Regions from separate parts of the Homo sapiens genome. Here region 2 is linked to region 1. The links are chromatin loops, found by intact Hi-C in ENCODE. Cell type or tissue: dorsolateral prefrontal cortex. All regions are shown on one strand. Each heading gives the region's core, and the rest is flanking DNA. Links, peaks and the distances in the headings are about the cores only.

Region 1 (9,752 bases), core at 856-8,855:
CAGAAACCACACTGCCATGAATGGGTCAGGACATTTTACCATCCTGTGCCTACTCCACCCAGCCTGGGGTGAGGGAATGGGGGGCAGATGCCAGATTCTGGCCACTGACCAGCCACAGAGCCCAGCAGGGCCATAAACAAGGCTGGGTGGGGTTTCCAGGCCCACTCGGTGGGGCTCGTTTACTTGGACGAGGGCAGGGCAGAGAGCACCGACCAGAGTGCCTCAAAATAACTCACGTGGCCTGGCCGGGAGCCAATCCCTCCATGGAAAATTTAAATGAATTCTTCACAGCTGCAAGGCCCAGGCCCCCAGACGGCCCACCCAGAATCACCAGATTACCGTGGCTCTGATGGTTCCAGAAACCCAAGAATGTTCTGGAAGCCCAAGGAAGCCATAGTCGGTCTCTGGGCTTCCTCACACAACCAGAGGTCATGATACACTCAGAAAAGGATTATCCAGTCACCAACTGCTCAGCCCTTCAGGACGCTGGTGCCAGAAGGGCCCGTGCCTGCCAGGCTGGTCCTCGTGGACATAGGGCTCTGGACGAAGGGTTGGCCCGGCTTTCACTTAGCCCCCCAGGAGACGCTTCTGGGAGCATACTCCCCTCCTTATCTGGGGACACTGAGGCTCAGTCAGCTCCTCCTGCGAGGAAACAGACAGGTAGCAGCCAGTGCTGACCACCAGGCCATCCCATCCCCGTGCCAGTGCCTGAGCCACAGTGACTGGGTGAGGCTGCAGATGTGTGGTGAGGAGAGCAACTGGGGAGCGGGGAGGGGAGCTGAACTGAGGAGGGAGGGAGGGAGTCTGAGGGAAGGAGTGAGAATGGACCCCAAGGAGCATGAGGCCAGCAGCAAAGGGTTAAAGAAATGCACTCTCGGCCTGGCACAGTGGCTCACGCCTGTAATCCTAGCACTTTGGGAGGCCAAGGTGGGTGGATCACTTGAGGTCAGGAGTTCAAGACCAGCCTGGCCAACATGGTGACACCCCATCTCTACTAAAAATACAAAAAATTAGCCAGGCGTGGTGGTGCATGTCCCTCCCAGCTACTCGGGAGGCTGAGGCACGAGAATCAATTGAACCTGGGAGGCAGAGATTGCAGGGAGCCGAGATCACGCCACCCGTGCTCCAGCATGACAGAGTGAGACTCCAAAGAAAGGAAAGAGGGGAAAGGAAAGGAAAGGAAAGGAAAGGAAAGGAAAGGAAAGGAAAGGAAAGGAAAGGAAAGGAAAGGAAAGGAAAGGAAAGGAAAGGAAAGGAAAGGAAAGGAAAGGAAAGCGGAAAGGAAAGGAAAGGGGAAAGGAAAGGAAAGGGGAAAGGAAAGGAAAGGAAAGGAAAGGAAAGGAAAGGAAAGGAAAGGAAAAGGGAAAGGAAAGGGGAAAGGAAAGGGGAAAGAATGGGGAAAGAAAAGGGGAAAGAAAAGGGAAAGGAAAGGAAAGTCATGGGGACCCAGGGGCAGCCAGCAAGGCTGGACAGAGGAGACCGGCCCTGACCTAGGAAAGGGGGGTCAGGGCCTAGAAACAGCACAGGCCAAGGTAAGAGGCAGAAATGATGACACCCTACACACAGCCCTGCAGACCACGGGGAATGCAATGTCCAGTGTCTCATCTCACATCAAAAAGGCCACCCCTGAGCCACTTGGTGGGAAAGAAGAGGCCGAGCTGGGGCTGGAGTCCTCGTCCCTGGTCCTCAACCCCATGCCCTTTCCATGAGCCGAGGCTGCCTGCTGAGAGGCCTGGAGGAGTCCGGAGCAGGCCCAGGGATCTCACTGCCCCCTGCACTCTGCATTTGGTCATATCATGTGGGTGGGGGCCTCGGATGGGAAGGGGCTGTGCCTTGGGAATTTTCTTGTCCCCAGACTCCTCAGGGAGGAAAGAGCCTGGGGCCTTTGGAGGAACTTGGGCTTCGGAGTCAGACCCATGGAGTCGGACTCCAGGCCACGCCTCAGTTTGCTAAAGGCCATGACCAACTCTGCTCTTGCCCGCCGCATGCCAGCATTTCATTTAATGGTCCAAACATCCCATGAGGACATATGGCCATCATTCCCGCTTTACTCATGAGGGGACTGACACGCAGAGGTTAAGCAATTTGCCCAAGGTCACGCAGCTATTCCGTGGCCGATCCAGGAGCTCAGCCCAGGATGCCTGACACCAGAGTTGTCACCCAATGCTTCCATTTCCAGGCCACCTTGAGCAAGTCACTGAACCACCCCAGGCCTCTGTTTCCTCACAGCCACAGTGACTCCCACCTCGCGGAGTTGAGGAGGAGTCAGTGAATTAATGGCTGAGTGCGTGGCTCGTGGCAGCCACCTTGCCTGTTTTCAGCCAGGCCACAGACTGACCCCAAAACCCCATCCCCCTAATCTTTCTCAGGGGCCCTGGCACCCAGGACAAGGTCCCAGCCCCTCTTGGCCCAGCAGAGCGAGGGACCAGGAGAACTGAGGCCACTCTGGGGCCCAGGGCAGGGCAGGGGCCGGGCGGCCACGGGAACACAGGTCCACTTCACCCTCCTGCTCAGCAGGGCTGGATTCTCCCTGTCTCCTGGGGCCCACTGGGAACTTGGGGTTTTCCTGCATCTGATTAGCATAAATTAGCAGCTGTCAGCAAGAGGGAGTAATGTAGCCTTTCAACGGCCCCGTCTTGTTTTTGGAAACCTTATCGAGTTCTGCTGAGGGCTCGCCTTGTTCACTGGCCACTGGATGGCTGACTGGTGTTTGTGTACCCAGCAGAGGCCCACCACCGCCCCTGGTGAGCCCCCGGCCCCCAGCCTCAGCTCCAAGGATAACACGGAGGGAAGGAGCCTGGTGCGGGTGGTAGCGGGATGAGGGGGGATCCAGCCAGACTCCCCGCCCTCCTCCCACTTCACACCTCTCACCCGAGGTCCCTCCACACTGAGAGAGCCCTCTGTGCAGGCTGGTGGGGCGGAAGGGCCCAATGGCCACCTCCAGTTTTCCCGGCAGGGGGAGCAGTGGCCATTGGAGCTTCCTAGGCTGGGGCTACGTCCACAGAGAACTTTCAACTGGACAGCACCAACCTGGTTCCTTGGGGATAAGGCTGGTCTGCCCTGATTTTCCAAGGAAAGGGAAGAACATCTATTCCACAAGGCCTACTGTGTGCCGAGCCCAGGAAGGGGTGACTTCTTTGTCATCCAAGAATACCACGGGTGCTGGAGGGAACAGGGTTTGTCTGCCAGGCAGCCCTTCCCTTCTGCTTCTGATAATGCCACAGCCTTCCTCCAGGTGAACTAGAGCCTGTGCTCTGGAACCAGAATGGGTTCAAATCCCACCACTCACCAGCTGTGTGCCTCTCTGCCTCAGTTGCCTCACCTGTAGAATGGGACCCTGGTTGTGAGAATTAAATGAATTTGTGCGTTCAATGTGCTGAGAACAACACTGGCACATGGTAAGTGATGCGTTAGCTATGACTGATTGCCCTGGCCCCACTCCAAGTGCTTCTGGTGAGGCTGCTTATCCAGACTCCCCACTCCCAACCACAGGGGCAGACATGTAACCTAGATCAGCCAGTTAGGATGCCTCATCTCCAACTGGCCACAGTGATTGGCCCAGGAATAGATAAGCCTAGCCAATCAGACTCTTTCCCTGTGATTTAATATTTGGCTGTGAGTAGAGAAGCTCTCTCTTTCCCGAGGGTGAAAAGCTGGAAAGATGTAAGCCCAACGCTCTCTGTGGCCCTGCCTTCCTTTCTTCACCCACCACATCAAGGAAGCAAGCCTGCAGTAGGAGAAAGTGAGGCCACCAACCCAGAGATGAGCAGAGCCCAGAGAGGTGGAGAGGCGACTGAGAAACCAAGAATAAATGATAGAGAAGGATAACCCCGTTATTTCCATCCCTGAAACCGGCTGTGCCTGGGACTTCCCTTTGACCCAAGACGTTTCCTTTCACTGTTAAAATCCGGAATCATCCAAAGTTGATTATCTCTATTGTACATATGAGAAAACTGAGGCTCGGGGAGGTGGAGTGATCAGCCCTTGGGGACAGAACTAGTAGGTGGTGGAGCCAAAGGCAGGCGGCCTGGCCGCAGAGTCCAAGGAGGAAGGGGGAGGCAAGCAGCTCTGCCTCTTCGTCTCCCTGTCCCTCCCCAGACCACACATTAGCCTTTGTTTGAATGGTCACCTGGAGGAGAAGGAGAAGCTGGGTTTGAATTCCAGCTCTGTTGTTTTCTGGCTATGTGAGCTTTGAGCAACTCACTTCTCTTCTCCGAGCCCAGTTTCCTCGTCTGTAACATGGGAATAATATTCCTTATTTCACTATGTTGGCATAAAATAAAATGTCCCATTGGAAGCACCCAGCATATAATTAGCACCCAGTACATAATTAGCACCCAGTAAATGCTCATTTTTCCATTCCCCAAAACAGCAGCATCATCTCAACCTTCCAGGAAGCCAAAATGCCTGACTTGCAGGGCTATCGATAGATCCTCAAGGCAGCAGTGGTAGCCCCCATTTCAGAGACGGGAAACAGGCTCCGAGTGGTTCAACCACACACCCAAGGTCACAAGGCTTGTTAATGGGACCTCTCCCACTTCTATCAAGTTGCCTGAGTCCCTGCTGCAGGGTTCTCTGCAGTCAGAGGCTGGGAACTGGGTTGGCGGTGAGGAGGGTAAAATGGGGATAGAGTAAGTGGTTTGGACTGAGGGACTCTGAGCCCTCCGCTCTGCCCTCCCCACCCTCAAGCCCAGGCTAGACTCCGGGTCAAGGGCGCCCCCTGCTGGCCATCTGGGGAACTCCATCCCAGGCACCTAATAAATCCCAGAGAAGGCACCACACGGGCAGGGCAGGAGCTTAGAGCTCAGACTCCCTGTTACTTAGGGCAGCGACTCTACCTCCCTGAAGCTCGGTTTTCTCGTCTGCCAAATGGGGATAATAATAATATGATAAATGAAATAATGCCACAAAGTGCCTGGCACAATGCTCAGACACCACTCCACCTCCATCAGGACGGCTTTTTTTTTTTTTTTCTAAGGCAGGATCTCAGTCACTCTGTTGCTCAGGCTGGAGTGCAGTGGTGTGATCACAGCGCACTGCAGCCTCAACCTCCCAGGCTCAAGCAATCCTCCCACCTCAGTGTCCCCAGTAGCTGGGACTACAGGCGTGCACCACCACACCCAGCTAACTTTTTTTTTTTTTTTTTTGGTAGATACAGGGTCTCACTATGTTACCCAGGCTGTTCTCAAACTCCTGAGCTTAAGTGATCCTCCTGCCTCAGCCTCCCAAATCGCTGAGATTATGGGCATGAGCCACTGCACCTGGCCATCTGTTATTTTTTTTTTTAAGACAGAAAATAGCAAGTGTTAGTGAGAACGTGGAGAAATTGGAACCCTTGTACATTGCTAGCAAGACTGTAAGATGGTAGAGCCACCGTGGGAGTACAATATGGCAGTCCTTCAAAAATTAAACATGGAATTATCACATGACCTGGGAATTCTACTTCTGTGGATGCACCCAAGAGAACTGAAACGGGAACTTGAACAGATATTTGTTCAACCCCAATGTTCATAGCAGCATTATTCACATAGTCAAAAGGAGGAAGCAACCCAAGTGGCCATCCATGGATGAATGGATAAACAAAATGTGACCAAGGCACACGATGGTATATTATTCAGCCTGAAAAATGAAGGAAATTCTGACGCATGCTACAACGTGGGTGAACCTTGAGGACATTATGCTGAGTGAAATCAGCCAGACTCAAAAGGAGGAGCCTATTATATAATCCTGCCTATATGAGATACCTACAGTAGTCAAGTTCATAGTGACAGAAGGTAGAATGGAGGTTGCCAGAGGCAGAGAGGAGGGAAGAAATGGGGGTTATTGTTTGATGGGCACAGAGTTTGAGTTTGGGAAGATGACAAAGCTCTGGAGATGGACGGTGGTGATGGCTGCACAGCACTGTGAGTGTAGTGAATGCCACTGAACTGTACACTTAAAATTGTTAAAATGATAGATTTTATGTTATGTATCTGTGCTATAGTTTCAACATTTGTCCCCTCCAAAACTCATGTTGAAGTTTAATCTCCAATGTGGCAATATTGAGAGGTGAGAGGTGGTCTTCTTCTTTTTTTTTTTTTTTTTTTTTTTTTGAGATGGAGTCTTGCTCTGTCGCTCAGGCTGGAGTGGAGTGGAGTGGAGTGGTATGATCTCGGCCCACTGCAACCTCCACAGTGGAGTGGAGTAGAGTGAAGTGGAGTGGCACGATCTCGGCTCACTGCAACCTCCACAGTGGAGTGGAGTGGAGTGGAGTGGAGTGGAGTGGAGTGGCACAGTCTTGGCTCACTGCAACCTCCACCTCCCAGATTCAAGCTATTCTCCTGCCTCAGCTTTCCAAGAAGATGGGATTAGAGGTGCCCGTCACCATGCCCGGCTAATTTTTGTATTTTTAGCAGAGACAGGGTTTCACCATGTTGGCCAGGCTGGTCTCAAACTCCTGACCTCAGGTGATCTGCCCACCTTGGCCTCCCAAAGTGCTGGGATTACAGGCGTGAGGCACCAGGCCTGGCCTGAGAGGTGGTCCTTTAAGAGGTGATTGGGTCATGAAGGCTCTGCCCTCATGAATGGTTTAATCTATTCATGGATTCATGGATTAATGGGTTAATGGTTAATTGATTATCATGGGACTGGCGGCTTTATAAGAAGAGGAAGAGAGACCCGGGCCAGCACCTCAGCCCCCTCACCATGTGATATCCTGTGTGGCCTCTGGACTCTGCAGAGTCCCCACCAGCAAGGAGGTCCTCACCAGATGCGGCCCCTCAACCTTGGACTTCACAGGCTCCAGAACCGTATAAAATAAATTCCTTGTCTTTGTAAACTACCCAGTTTCAGGTATTCTGTTACAAGCAACAGAAATGGACGAATACGTTACCACAATTTCTGAAATAAGGACAAATAAAAGAGCATTTGAGCTAAGACCTAAAGGATGGACATTCCTCCCAAGAAGAAGGTATTCTGGGCAGAGGGGACAGTGTGAGTCTCGGCTGGGAGGCCGGAGGCCCTGGGATGTCCCAGGAAGGGGCAGGCGCTGAGGCCGGAAAGGTTGGGAGTGGCCCAATCACGAGGCCGCCTGAGACTCAGTCTCTTCATCCACCATGTGGGGATGCTGCCACTCACCTCACAGAGACAAGGTACCCCATCAGCTCATCAGACGGGGGTCTGCGAAACAGGAGAAAAAAATCCCAGCCAGGGCCTTAGTTTCTCTGAGGTACAGATGTTGGTGATGTTGGTGGCAGGTATACATTTGGGGGCCATAAAGCTTCCCAGAACTATAGCAACCCCACCTCCACCCATCCCCGAAAAGGAAAGAAAATTGCTACCCCTACAGCCCTTGCGGGCCGCCCCCCGCCCCCAACCCCGACCACCCCCAACCCCGACCACCCCCACCAGCCCAGCAGAGAACTTAGCGACCAGGGCCCGGATGGAGCAGTGTTCCTGAGTAGCCACCAGAGGGCGCACTGTACCCGCCAACTCAGCGTGTCTCCCGCCCTGGAGAGGGGAGACGGACAGGGAGGAAGGGCTACTGTCGTCCTGGGACACATTCCTGGGCAGGGGGCTTCCAGGTCCTGTTGAAAGCTGTCCTTGGGCAGAGGACATCCTGAGCCATGGATTCACAGCCACGGAGATATCCGAGTTGGAAGGGGTTTAGGATGGGGACCCTTTTATGGGGACCCTTTTACAGAGATGAGGCCCAGAGAGCAGAAGCCAGCTGTCTAGCGTCACACAACGGGTCAGGGCAAAGCAGGGGCTGGAACCCGAGACTCTCATACCCCTGCACACACCTGCTCCTGCTCTCCAGGCCCCGGACAGCTGGGCCCAGATGGAAACCAGGGGGCAAGGCAAAATGGAACTGTGGAAGGGGCTCCAGCATCTCCGCCATCCCCTGTTCTCCCAAGATGCTGAGCCACAGGGAAACTGAGGCATGGAGCGACAAAGAGGCAGAGGTTGTCTGCATCCCTCCTGAGCAGGTCAGGGCCCCATGCGGGTCCCAGGGAGCCCCTCTGCTCTCCCTGGAGCCAGGTTTGGGTACAGCAGCTGTGACTAGCCAACCAGGCTGGGCCACTGTGGCTGAAGGCTCAAAGTCCAGCAGGGAGCCATTGATCAGTCCGGGACTTCTGTTGGGAGGGTGCCGGCAAACTATCTGATGGGTCCCCAGGGCCTCCCCTGGAGGAAGTGGGGACTTGAGCAGGAGGTGTCCGGGGGCTCCTGGGCTTTGGCAGGGCCTCCCTCCCCTCCACCGCCTCCCTCTTCAAATCGCAGCTGGAAACAGCACCTCCCCTGTTGGGTACAAGAACCTTCACAGGGGCCTTGACCTTCTATGACTCTACCCCACGGAAATCAGCAGAAGCAGACGGAGATGGCCCCTGAAGCACTTTGGTGTGTAATGTCATTTAATCCTCAGAATGACCCCATGGCATAGAATATGATTCGTTCATCCAATTTTGCAGCTGGGAAACCTGAAGCCAGGACGAAGAAGGCAATTGCTTGGCAGCAGCACTCCAGAAACACCATGTGCCATGCAGAGTCCACGGCTCAGCCGCCGCAGCCCCTGTGCGCGCTGTCTCATTTAATCCCCCCAGCCACTCTGTCAGGCAGGTAGGGTGAAGGCCCAGCGTTAAAGATGAGGAAAATGAGGCAACGAGAACAAATTGCCCTGTTGCTCAAGCTCTCTTGGCTTCCTGTGACCTCCCAGACCTTGGGTGACAGAGGCACATTAAGGAAGTCCCTCAACTCTCCGGCGGGGGTGGAGCCTCTGCAGGGGGCGTGGAACCAGTAGCAGGACCACAGTAGCCAGGCAGGGACATGGATCCCCCACCCCCAACACCTCCCCTAGCTGCCCCTCCATTGCCTTACCCAGCTCTTGAGGCTGGAAGGCTCATAGCTCTTTTCCTGACTACCTTCCACCCATGAGTAGCCAGGCGCGTGTTCTAGCCCAAGAGATCTAGGTGGGAGTCAATGAGGAAGGGCTTCACTTCCCAAATTTTATTTTTGTTTATTTTATTTTATTTTTTCGAGAAGGAGTCTCGCTCTGTCACCCAGGCTGGAGAATAGTGGTGCCATCTCAGCTCACTGCAACCTCCGCCTCCCAGGTTCAAGCTATTCTTCCTGCCTCAGCTGGGACTACAGGCATCTGCCACCATGCCTGGCTAACTTTTGTATTTTTAGTAGAGACGGGGTTTCACCGTGTTGGCCAGGCTGATCTAGAACTCCTGACCTCAGTGATCTCCCCCGCTCAGCCTCCCAAAGTGCTGGGATTACAGGTGTGAGCCACCACGCCCGGCTACTTCCCAAATTTTAAAAAAAGCCTCCCAAGACCTTTGACTTTCCCAGTGCCTCTCTGCCTGGAATGAAACGTGAGTGCTGGAGGCACAGCAGGCACTTTGGAACTACGAGGGCAAACACCACAAGTTAGGGACAACGGAGTTGGGAGAGCCTGCACTCTGACAATGCTGCTGACCTGTGCACCAGCCCTAGAGTTCCCATCATGTGAGAAAGATAGACCCTCCTTCTCTTAACACGGGGGACCACCGTCCCTGCTGGTTGCTGCCTACTCAAGTTTGCATTCCCATCTGACCCAGCAGCCCTGAGTAGGGGTTAAGAATGTAGTTTTTTTTGTTTTGTTTTGTTTTTTGACAGAGTCTCATTCTGTTGCCCAGTCTGGAGTGCAGTGGCGCGATCTCGACTCACTGCAACCTCCGCTCCCAGGTTCAAATGACTTTCCTGCCTCAGCCTTCCAAGTAGCTGGGATTACA
Region 2 (9,184 bases), core at 915-8,914, 380 kb after region 1:
TCTGCTTTGGTTTAAGACAACATTTGGTAGAATGTTACTTACCAGAAAACATGTATGTCACATCTCTAGGAAGAAGAAAAAACATAGTAGTTCAATTCCCACTGCGTACCTTTGAATTTTTTTTTTTTTTTGAGATAGGGTCTCTCTCTTTTGCCCAGGCTAGAGTGCAGTGGCATGATCTCGGCTCACTGCAACCTCCGTCTCCTGGGTTCAAGTGATTCTCCTGCCTCAGCCTCCCGAGTGGCTGGGATTGCAGGCGTCTGCCACCATGCCCAGCTAATTTTTTTTTTTCAGTAGAGACGGGTTTTTGCCATGTTGGCCAGGCTGGTTTGGAACTCCTGACCTCAGGTGATTTGCCCGTCTTGGCCTCTGAAAGTGCTGGGATTACAGGCGTGAGCCACTGCTCCTGGGCTGATGTCTTTTTTAAAGTAAAAATAAGAAGCTGTACTGACTTTTCACTTGGCTATTCTGGTTTTAAAGGATGAGCTACAAGCTATGTGTTTTCCTGTATTGATATGTCACTGAAATACTTTTTGACCAGTGCAGTAGTTCACACCTGTAATCCCAGCACTTCGAGAGGCAGAGATAGGAGAGTTGAAGACCAACCTGAATAATGTATCAAGTCCCTATCTCTACAAAAAAATTTTTAAAAATTAGCTGAGCATGGTGACACGTACCCATGGTCTCAGCCACTCAGGAGGCTGAGGCAGTAGAATCCCTTGAGCCTAAGAGGTTGAGGTTGCAGTAGTGAGCAATGACTGTGTCACTGCACTCCAGCCTGAGTGACAAAGCAAGACTTGGTCGCAAAAAAAATTTAATCAGATCATTGACTCTTCTGCTCAAATTCTTCTAATAGCTTCTCAAGGTAAACTCCAGGCTGGGTGCCGTGGCTCACTCCTGTAATCCCAGCACTTTGGGAGGCCAAGGCAGGTGGATCACTTGAGGTCAGGAGTTTGAGACCAGCCTGGCCAACATGGTGAAACCCTGTCTCTACTAAAAATATAAAAATTAGCCGGGCGTGGTGGCAGGCACCTGTAATCCTAGCTGCTCGGGCTCAATTGCTTGAGCCCAGGTTGCAGTGAGCTTGCAACTTTGCTTGCAAGTGAGCTACAAGGTGAAGGTTGCTGTGAGCTGAGATCGCGTCACTGCACTCCAGCCTGGGTGACAGAGCAAGACTCTGTCTCAAAAAAAAAAAAAAAAAAAGGTAAACTCCAAATCCTTCCCATGATCCTTGAGGATCTTCCTTGAGGCCCCTCAAAATCTGGCCTCTCTAGGATTTTAAGACCAGTCTGGCCACCATGGCAAAACCCCGTTTCTACTAAAAATACAAAAACTACCTGGGCATGGTGGCACATGCCTGTAATCCCAGCTACTCGGGAGACTGAGGCAGGAGAAACGCTTGAACCCAGGAGGCGGAGGTTGCAGTGAGCTGAGATCGCGCCACTGCAAGCCAGCGTGGGGAACAGAGCAAGACTCTGTCTGAAAAAAAAAAAAGATCTGGCCTCTGCCTGCCCCTGAACTCATCCTCTCATCCTCTACCTCTCTCCTTTTTCCCTGTACTGCAGTGGCCTTCTTCCTGTTCTTCCTAATACCAGGGATGTTCCCTCCATCACTTCATTAATAGCTCGATTCCCCTTGACCTCATTTCTCCTAGTCTTTCATCACCACAATTGCAAGTCCTGCAGGAAAAAGAGCTTTCTTGCCCAACAAGACAGGGCTGGCTTTCATTGGCCCAAATTGGGTGGGCACATCCCTGAACCAATCACAGTTGTCAAGGGGCTGAGATGCTCTGATTAGTTGGGGTTGAGTCACATGCCCTGAAGCTGATGGAGGTGTGGACTGAGTGGAGGAGGACAATTTCCCAGAGAAAAATTCGTGTCCTGTTACTAGAAGGGTGAAGTAATGCTGGGCAGCAGAAGTAACAGATGTTTATTTTCAAAGTTTGCATAGCACTTAACATATAGATGTTGTTTTCAAAAAGCCAGCTTGCACTGCATGCAGGAACACCCCGAGAGCTCCTTCATCAACATTCATTCATTTTACAACTTTGTATTTTTTTTTTTTTGAAACAGAGTCTTGCTCTGTCGCCAGGCTGGAGTGCAGTGGCACGATCTCAGCTCACCACAACCTCTGACTCCCTAGTTCAAGCGATCCTCCTGCCTCAGCCTCCGGAGTAGCTGGGATTACAGGCACACACCACCACGCCCAGCTAATTTTTGTATTTTTAGTAGAGATGGGGTTTCATAATGTTGGCCAGGCTCATCTCAATCTCCTGACCTCGTGATCCACCCACCTCGGCCTCCTAAAGTGCTGGGATTACAGGTGTGAGCCACCGCACCCGGCCACAACTTTGTATTGATATCACTCAGTTCCATACTTAGTCCCAAAGGAATCTGCTACTCTCTTGAATCAAAATGTGATAATGTAATAGATTATGCGACTTGTCTAGAAGAATAGTGCTGGGCATTCATTCACCAATATTTATTAGGCTTTTACTAGCTTTAGAAAGGAGCTGAGATGACAGCTATCATCACCATAGGCAGTCCCTCTCCTCCTGGGGCTTATATTCTAGTGGAAAAAAGACAGATAGTCAAAAAGAAATGTCAGTGTAAATGGAGACACAAGCCACTCATGAAACATACTTTTCAGGGAGAAAAATTAAACAGACTAATAGGCTTTTGTACCTTTAGAACTGAATACTTGTATTACTCATTTTTAAAAAGTAATGTCATAATGAGATACACTACACCCATTCCAATGGCTAAAAGTAAAATGTTTGGCAATGTCAAATGCTCAAGAGGATGTGGAGCAACTGGAATGCTTATAACTGCTGGTGAGAATGGAAAATGGGGCTGGGCAAAGAGTCTCAAGCTAGTAATCCCAGTACTTTGGGAGGCTGAGGCGGGAGGATGGCTTGAGCACGGGAGGTCGAGGCTGCTGAGCTATGATCACTATGATCACACCACTGCACTCCAGCCTGGGTGACAGAGTGAGGCCTTGTCTCAAAAAAAAAAAAAAAAAACAAAAAAAAAAAACCGCATGTAAAGAATGGAATGTAAAAGGATATAACTATATAACTTGAGAGGACTGTTTGGCAGTTTCTTTTTTTCTTTCTTTTCTTTTTTTTTTTTTGTGAGACAGAGTCTTGCTCTGTCGTCCAGGCTGGAGTGCAATGGCCCAATCTCGGCTCATTGCAACCTCCGTCTCCTGGATTCAAGTGATTCTCCTGTCTCAGCCTCCTGAGTAGCTGGGATTAGAGGTACGCACCACCAGGCCCGGCTAATTTTTGTATTTTTAGTAAAGATGGGGTTTCGCCATGTTGGCCAGGCTGGTCTCAAAACTCCTGACCTCAGGTGATCTGCCCGCCTCGGCCTCCCGAAGTGCTGGGATTACAGGCGCGAGCCACCGCGCCCTGCCAAGTTGTGTGTATTTCGCTGAATGCAAATTAAGTCTCAATTAAAAAAAAAGTAACTGCAAATATTTTAATAGACGTTACAGCATGCTATGGAAATATGCCAGAGGGTGACTCCATGAGGGTGTGCCCCAGAAATCAGGGAAAGTCTTTACTAAGAAAGTGAGATTTCAAAGATTTGGGAGGACTACAAATTGCCCATACAAAGCGGGATGGGGGAGTAGGGTGAACTCAATACAAAAATGTTAGCTTCTTTCGGTGAAGGTCTTCCAAACGCAAGTATCTAACATTCACCTTATGCCTGCAGATACTCTACATTTGTGTTTTGGCATTTAATTTAATTTCACAGCGATCATTCGACGTCAGAATTTTGGTTCCCATTCTACAAGTGAGAAAATTGAGGTTCAGGGAGGTCAAAGGACCCGTTGAAGGCCATGAAGTAGGATGCGCCAGAAGCCAGGCTTGAGAGCTGCATACTCGGCGAGAGTTTCTCCAAGGCAAAGCCTGAAACAGGAACCACAGGCTCTCCAGGTGGGGAGGCTGGCGCTGAGGAATGTTCTCCTGAACAAAGGGCTCGGCTCGCGCGCCCGCACACCCGCCTCCCCCGGCGCCGGCCTTGGTCTCCAGAGACAGTGGGGTGGGGGGTGGAGACGCCCAGGTATGGCTCTCCTCCGTGGAATCAGCGATCCCAGGACCGAGGCCGGTTGACTCCGGAACAAAGAGAGTCCTTGGGGCGGGGGCGGGGGCGGGGCCCGATCCGGGGACCGGAGGGAGCGGGGGGGAGGGCGGGGCCGGAGTCGAGGGAGGGGCGGAGCCCGGGCCGGGGGACGAGGGCGGGGAGCGGCCGGGCCCTGGGCGGGGCAGGGCGAGGCTGGATCTTCGGAACGAGTCCGTGAAGGATCGGGCGCGGGCGCGGGCGCGGGGCCGGAGGTGGGGACGAGGGGAGTTGGGAAGGGGCTGGGGGTGTGGGGGTTGGGGGTGTGGGGGTCTGGCGGGACTTATCTGGGGGAGGCTAAAGTGGGTGCTGGAGGCGGGACCCGAGTCCCGGGAGAGGCGGGCGGGGAGTCGCCGCTAGAGCGGGGCCCTTTTGGGGGCTGGAGACCCGGAAGCTTAGAGGGCCCCCTGGCCCCGGAGAGGGGGAGGGCGCAGGGCAGGAATGGAGGCGAGGCCTGGCCTCAGGAGCCGGGGGCGGCGGGTTCAGGGCGCGATCCTCTCTGGGGGAATCCGCGGGTGGCCCGGGAGAGGCCGGGAGGGGGCGCAGAGGGCGGCGCCGGGGCCACGTGGAGTCTGCGCGCCCCACCCGCTTTGGGCCGCGCTCCACCCGCTTTGGGCCGCGCCCCACTATCCCTGAGCGCCGCACTGTTGGCCCCGCCACACGTCTGTCCTGAGAACCCGCAGGTCCCAGGCTGTGCGGCACCCCGCCGAGCCCTGGAGCAAGTCCTTCCCTGCGTGGGTCTTGTTTCCGCTTCTGTGAAATGACGATGGCCCTTCTTGTTTTGCAGGGCCCTGGGAGAGTGGGTTGAGAGAATGGAAGTGAAGAGGAAGGCTTCACCATCACCTTAACTAACATGTGTTTCCTACCGTTAAATAAACATTATAGGAGGCCACTGTTTTGGACTAAGTTTCTGCACCAGGCCCCAGCCGACCAGACTAAAAATCAAAAGAGTCACCCATGCTAAAGTTCCACATTACCAAATGGAAACTGAGTTGCCATCTAACCTGGGGAGAAATCAAGAGACAACAGCCAATTTCCCAAACAGGCCGGTTTAAATCCTCAATCAACATCACATTTCCCTGCTTTAATCCTACGCAAAAAAAGGCGGCTTGAAAGAACCTGATAGTAACCACTTGGTTATTATTCTATTGGTCTGTCCTGCCTTACAAGAAAAGTAAAAGTAACTTTGAAAAATAACTATATACTCTTTTTTTTTTTTTTGAGATAGAGTCTCGCTCTGTCGCCCAGACTGGAGTGCAGTGGTGCAATCTCGGCTCACTGCAACCTCTGCTTCCCGGGTTCAAGCGATTCTCCTGCCTCAGCCTCCCAAGTAAGTGGGATCACAGGCGCACACCACCATGCCCAGCTAATTTTTTTTTTTTTTTTAAGTAGAGACAGGGTTTCACCATTTTGGCCAGGCTGGTCTCGAACTCCTGAGCTCAAGTGGTCCACCGGCTTAGAACTCACAAGGTGCTAAGATTACGGGCATAACCCACTGTGTCTGGCCTTTTTTAAAAATTTTTCTTTTTTCTAAGGTACAGGGTCTAGCTTTGTCACCCAGGCTGGAGTGCAGTGGCATAGTGGCATAAACCCAGCTCACTGAAGCTTTGACTTCCTGGGCTCAAGCGATCCTCCTGCCTCAGCCTCCTGAGTACCTGGGACCACAGGTGGACACCTCCACGCTCTGCTTATTTTTAATTTTTTTTTTTTTATTTGAGATGGAGTCTTGCGCCATCTCGGCTCACTGCAACGTCCGCCTCCTGGGTTCAAGCAATTCTCCTGTCTCAGCCTCCCGAGTAGTTGGGATTACAGGCATATGCCACCACGCCTGGCTAATTTTTTTGTATTTTTAATAGAGACAGGGTTTTGCCATGTTGGCCAGGCTGGTCTCGAACTCCTGACCTCAAGTGATCGCCTGCCTTGGCCTCCCAAAGTGCTAGGATTACAAGTGTGAGCCACTGCACCTGGCCTTTTTTTTTTTTGAGATGGAGTCTCACTCTGTTGCCTAGGCTGGAGTTGGAGTGCAGTGGTGCTACCTAGCTCACTGCAACCTCTTGTCTCCCAGGTTCAAGCGATTCTTGTGCCTCATCCTCCTGAGTAGCTGGGATAACAGGCGTGCACCACATGCCCTGCTAATTTTTGTATTTTTAGTAGAGACACAGTCTCTTCATGTTGGCCAGGCTGGTCTCGAACTCCTGACCTCAAGTGATCCACCTGCCTCAGCCTCCCAAAGTGCTGGGATTACAAGCGTGAGCCACTGCACCTGGCCGTTAAAAAAAAAAAAAAAATTCCACCACACCCGGATAATTTTTGATTTTTTTTTTTTTGAGACAGAGTCTCGCTCTGTCCCCAGGCTGGAGTGCAGTGGTGCCATCTTGGCTCCCTGCAAGTTCCACCTCCCGGGTTCACGCCATTCTCCTGCCTCCGTCTCCCGAGTAGCTGGGACTACAGGTGCCTGCCACCACACCCAGCTAATTTTTTGTATTTTTAGTAGGGATGGGGTTTCACCATGTTAGCCAGGGTGGTCTTGATCTCCTGACCTCATGATCCACCCACCTCGGCCTCCCAAAGTGCTGGGATTACAGGTGTGAGCCACCATGCCTGGCCTAATTTTTGAATTTTTGGTAAAGACAGGGTTTCACCATCTTGGCCAGGCTGGTCTGGAACTCCTCACCTCAGGTGGTCCGCTCACCTCGGCCTCCAGGGAACCACCTCACCTGGCCCATTTTTTAAATTTTTGTAGAGACGGGGTATCACCATGTTGGCCAGGCTGGCCTGAAACTCCTGGCCCAAGGGATCCTCCCATCCCAGCCTCCTGAATCACTGGGATTACAGGTGTGATCCAGGGCTCTGGGCCTAATATACTCTTTATTCTTTGCCAATGCTTTCTTTAACCCTTCTGTGTCTATAAAGCCAAGCTCTTCTGCTCAGATCATTGACATACTTATTCTATTTTATAGAATGAGGTGCTGCCCAATTGTGGAATCGCAAATAAAGCCAACTGATATTTTTATACTAAATTTCTCATAATTTTGTCTTGGCCGGGTGCGGTGGCTCACGCCTGTAATCCCAACACTTTGGGAGGCGGATCACCTGAGGTCAGGAGTTCAAGACCAGCTTGGCCAACATGGTGAAACACCCACTCTGCTAGGTCATGTGCTGAGGAATACAGTGAACAAGTTACAGTTCCTACACAAATAAGCTTGCAGGCTGGTTGAAAGACTGAACAATTAACAATATGAATCGTTATTCAATTAAAATTGTGATATGTGGCTGGGCACGGTGGCTCATGCCTGTAATCCCAGCACTCTGGGAGGCAGAGGCGGGCAAATCACAAGGTCAGGAGCTTGAGACCAGCCTGGCCAACATGGCGAAACCCCGTCTCTACTAAAAAAATACAAAAAATTAGCTGGGCATAGTGGTGGGTGCCTGTAATCCCAGCTACTCGGGAGGCTGAGGCAGGAGAATCGCTTGAACCTGGGGGGCGGAGGTTGCAGTGAGCTGAGTTCGTGCCACTGCATTCCAGCCTGGGTGACAGAGTGAGACTCTGTCTAAAAAAAAATTATCATATGCACCTTAGTGGAGAAGTACAGGGAACTACAGGAGCAGTGTTTTCTGAGCAGCCAGTGCTTATTATTATGTGCCAGGTTCTATGCTAAACCATTTAAGATTTGGCTGTGGTCTCCAGTCCACCTAAGATCTAGATCAGACTTATTTCAAACATTGTATCAACCAGGATTCTAGCAGTTGCAAGTAACAGAAACATAACACAGGCCTGTTGTAGTAAATTTCCCTGTAATTCCAGGCTTTGGGAGGCCTACAGGGATAGCTTGAGCCCAGGAGTTTAAGAAGCAGCCTGGGCAACATAGCGAGACCCCTCATCTCTGCCAAAAAAAAAAAAAAGCCAGGGTGAGGGGTGACATTACATGCCTGTAGTCCCAGCTACTGGGAGGCTGAGGTGAGAGGATTGGAGCAGGGAGGGGAAGATTTACTGACAAACTCTGGAAGTATGTTTTTGTTTGTTTGTTTGTTTGTTTGTTTGAGACAGAGCCTCACTCTGTCACCCAGGCTGGAGTGCGGTGGCCCGATCTCGGCTCACTGCAAGCTCTGTCTCCCGGGTTCACACCATTCTCCTGCCTCAGCCTCCCGAGTAGCTGGGACTACAGGTGCCTGCCACCATGCCTGGCTAATGTTTTGTATTTTTAGTAGAGACGGGGTTTCACCATGTTAGCCAGGGGTCTCGATCTCCTGACCTCGTGATCCACCCATCTCGGCCTCCCAAAGTGCTGGGATTACAGACATGAGCCACCGTGCCTGGCCGGAAGTATGTTTTGAAGTATGTTAAGTATGGCTGGATCCCAGGGGCTCAAGAGAAGGTTTCACAGCTCCATGTCTCTCGTTATCCCTCAATTCTCTCTTACAGGCAGCCAAGCAAGATGGCTACTAGCCGTTCTAGGGCCAGGTGCAGTGGTTCACACCTGTAAATCCTAGCACTTTGGGAGGCTAAGGGGGGGGGGGATCACTTGAGGCTGAGAGTTTGAAATCAGCCTGGGCAACATAGCAAGACCCCATTTCTACAAAAGATAATAAGAAAAAAATTAGTTGAGCATGATGGTTTGCACTTGTAGTTCCAGCTGCTCAGGAGATTAAGGTGAGAGGATCCCTCCTTGAGCCCAGGAATTCAAGGCTACAGTGAGCTATGATTGTGCCACTGCACTCTACCCTGGGCAATAGAGTGAGACCCTGTCTCAAAAAAAAAAAAAAAAAGAAAGAAAGAAAGAAAAGAAAACAGAAAGATGACTGTGGCTACAAGCAGTTTTAGGCTTTCATTGACTTTATAGCTCTGGGTCCCTGAAGAGAGAGTGTACTTCCCAACGGCTCCAGCATTAAAAAAGCAGTCTTGGGGACTATGTCTCCTAAATTCCTTGAAGCTGTCCTGAGCCCTTGCACAGCTAAACCCAAGTCCTGAGCCCTGTGCAGGCCATGGCACAGCAGCAGTGCAGGCTACACGTTAAATTCTGGGGAATGGGAGTGCTTATCGTGGTGGAGGCTTGGAG

Evidence for each region. Peaks named below come from ENCODE experiments on the same cell type or tissue, not always from the same donor. Only the 100,000 strongest peaks of a DNase experiment are listed, where the experiment ranks them.
Region 2: a loop joins it to region 1, with 2.3 times the contacts of the local background. A loop is called at or near these places in 2 of 110 quality-filtered maps.

What each region holds. Positions count from the first base shown.
Region 1 is chr1:30,775,052-30,784,803 of GRCh38, forward strand. LOC105378621 (a long non-coding RNA gene) reads right to left here and starts at 7,300. Exons shown (of 3, transcript XR_947134.2): 1 at 7,117-7,300; 2 at 6,684-6,836; 3 at 28-642. RefSeq lists cis regulatory regions at 2,430-3,095, 4,409-4,933 and enhancers at 4,432-4,621, 4,732-4,811. In dorsolateral prefrontal cortex, for the core only: CTCF peaks have their summits at 2,939 (motif pointing right), 4,735 (motif pointing left) and 7,460 (motif pointing right); DNase peaks (open chromatin) are centred at 3,460, 4,730, 7,470, 8,038 and 1 weaker place; H3K27ac peaks cover 5,080 bases.
Region 2 is chr1:31,150,811-31,159,994 of GRCh38, forward strand. LOC107984935 (a long non-coding RNA gene) reads left to right here and starts at 4,236. Exons shown (of 2, transcript XR_001737961.2): 1 at 4,236-4,342; 2 at 4,915-5,324. RefSeq lists enhancers at 2,829-3,466, 3,467-4,103, 4,741-5,376, 4,951-5,040 and a silencer at 4,191-4,780. In dorsolateral prefrontal cortex, for the core only: CTCF peaks have their summits at 4,669 (motif pointing right) and 4,875; DNase peaks (open chromatin) are centred at 4,041 and 4,746; H3K4me3 peaks cover 1,607 bases; H3K27ac peaks cover 978 bases.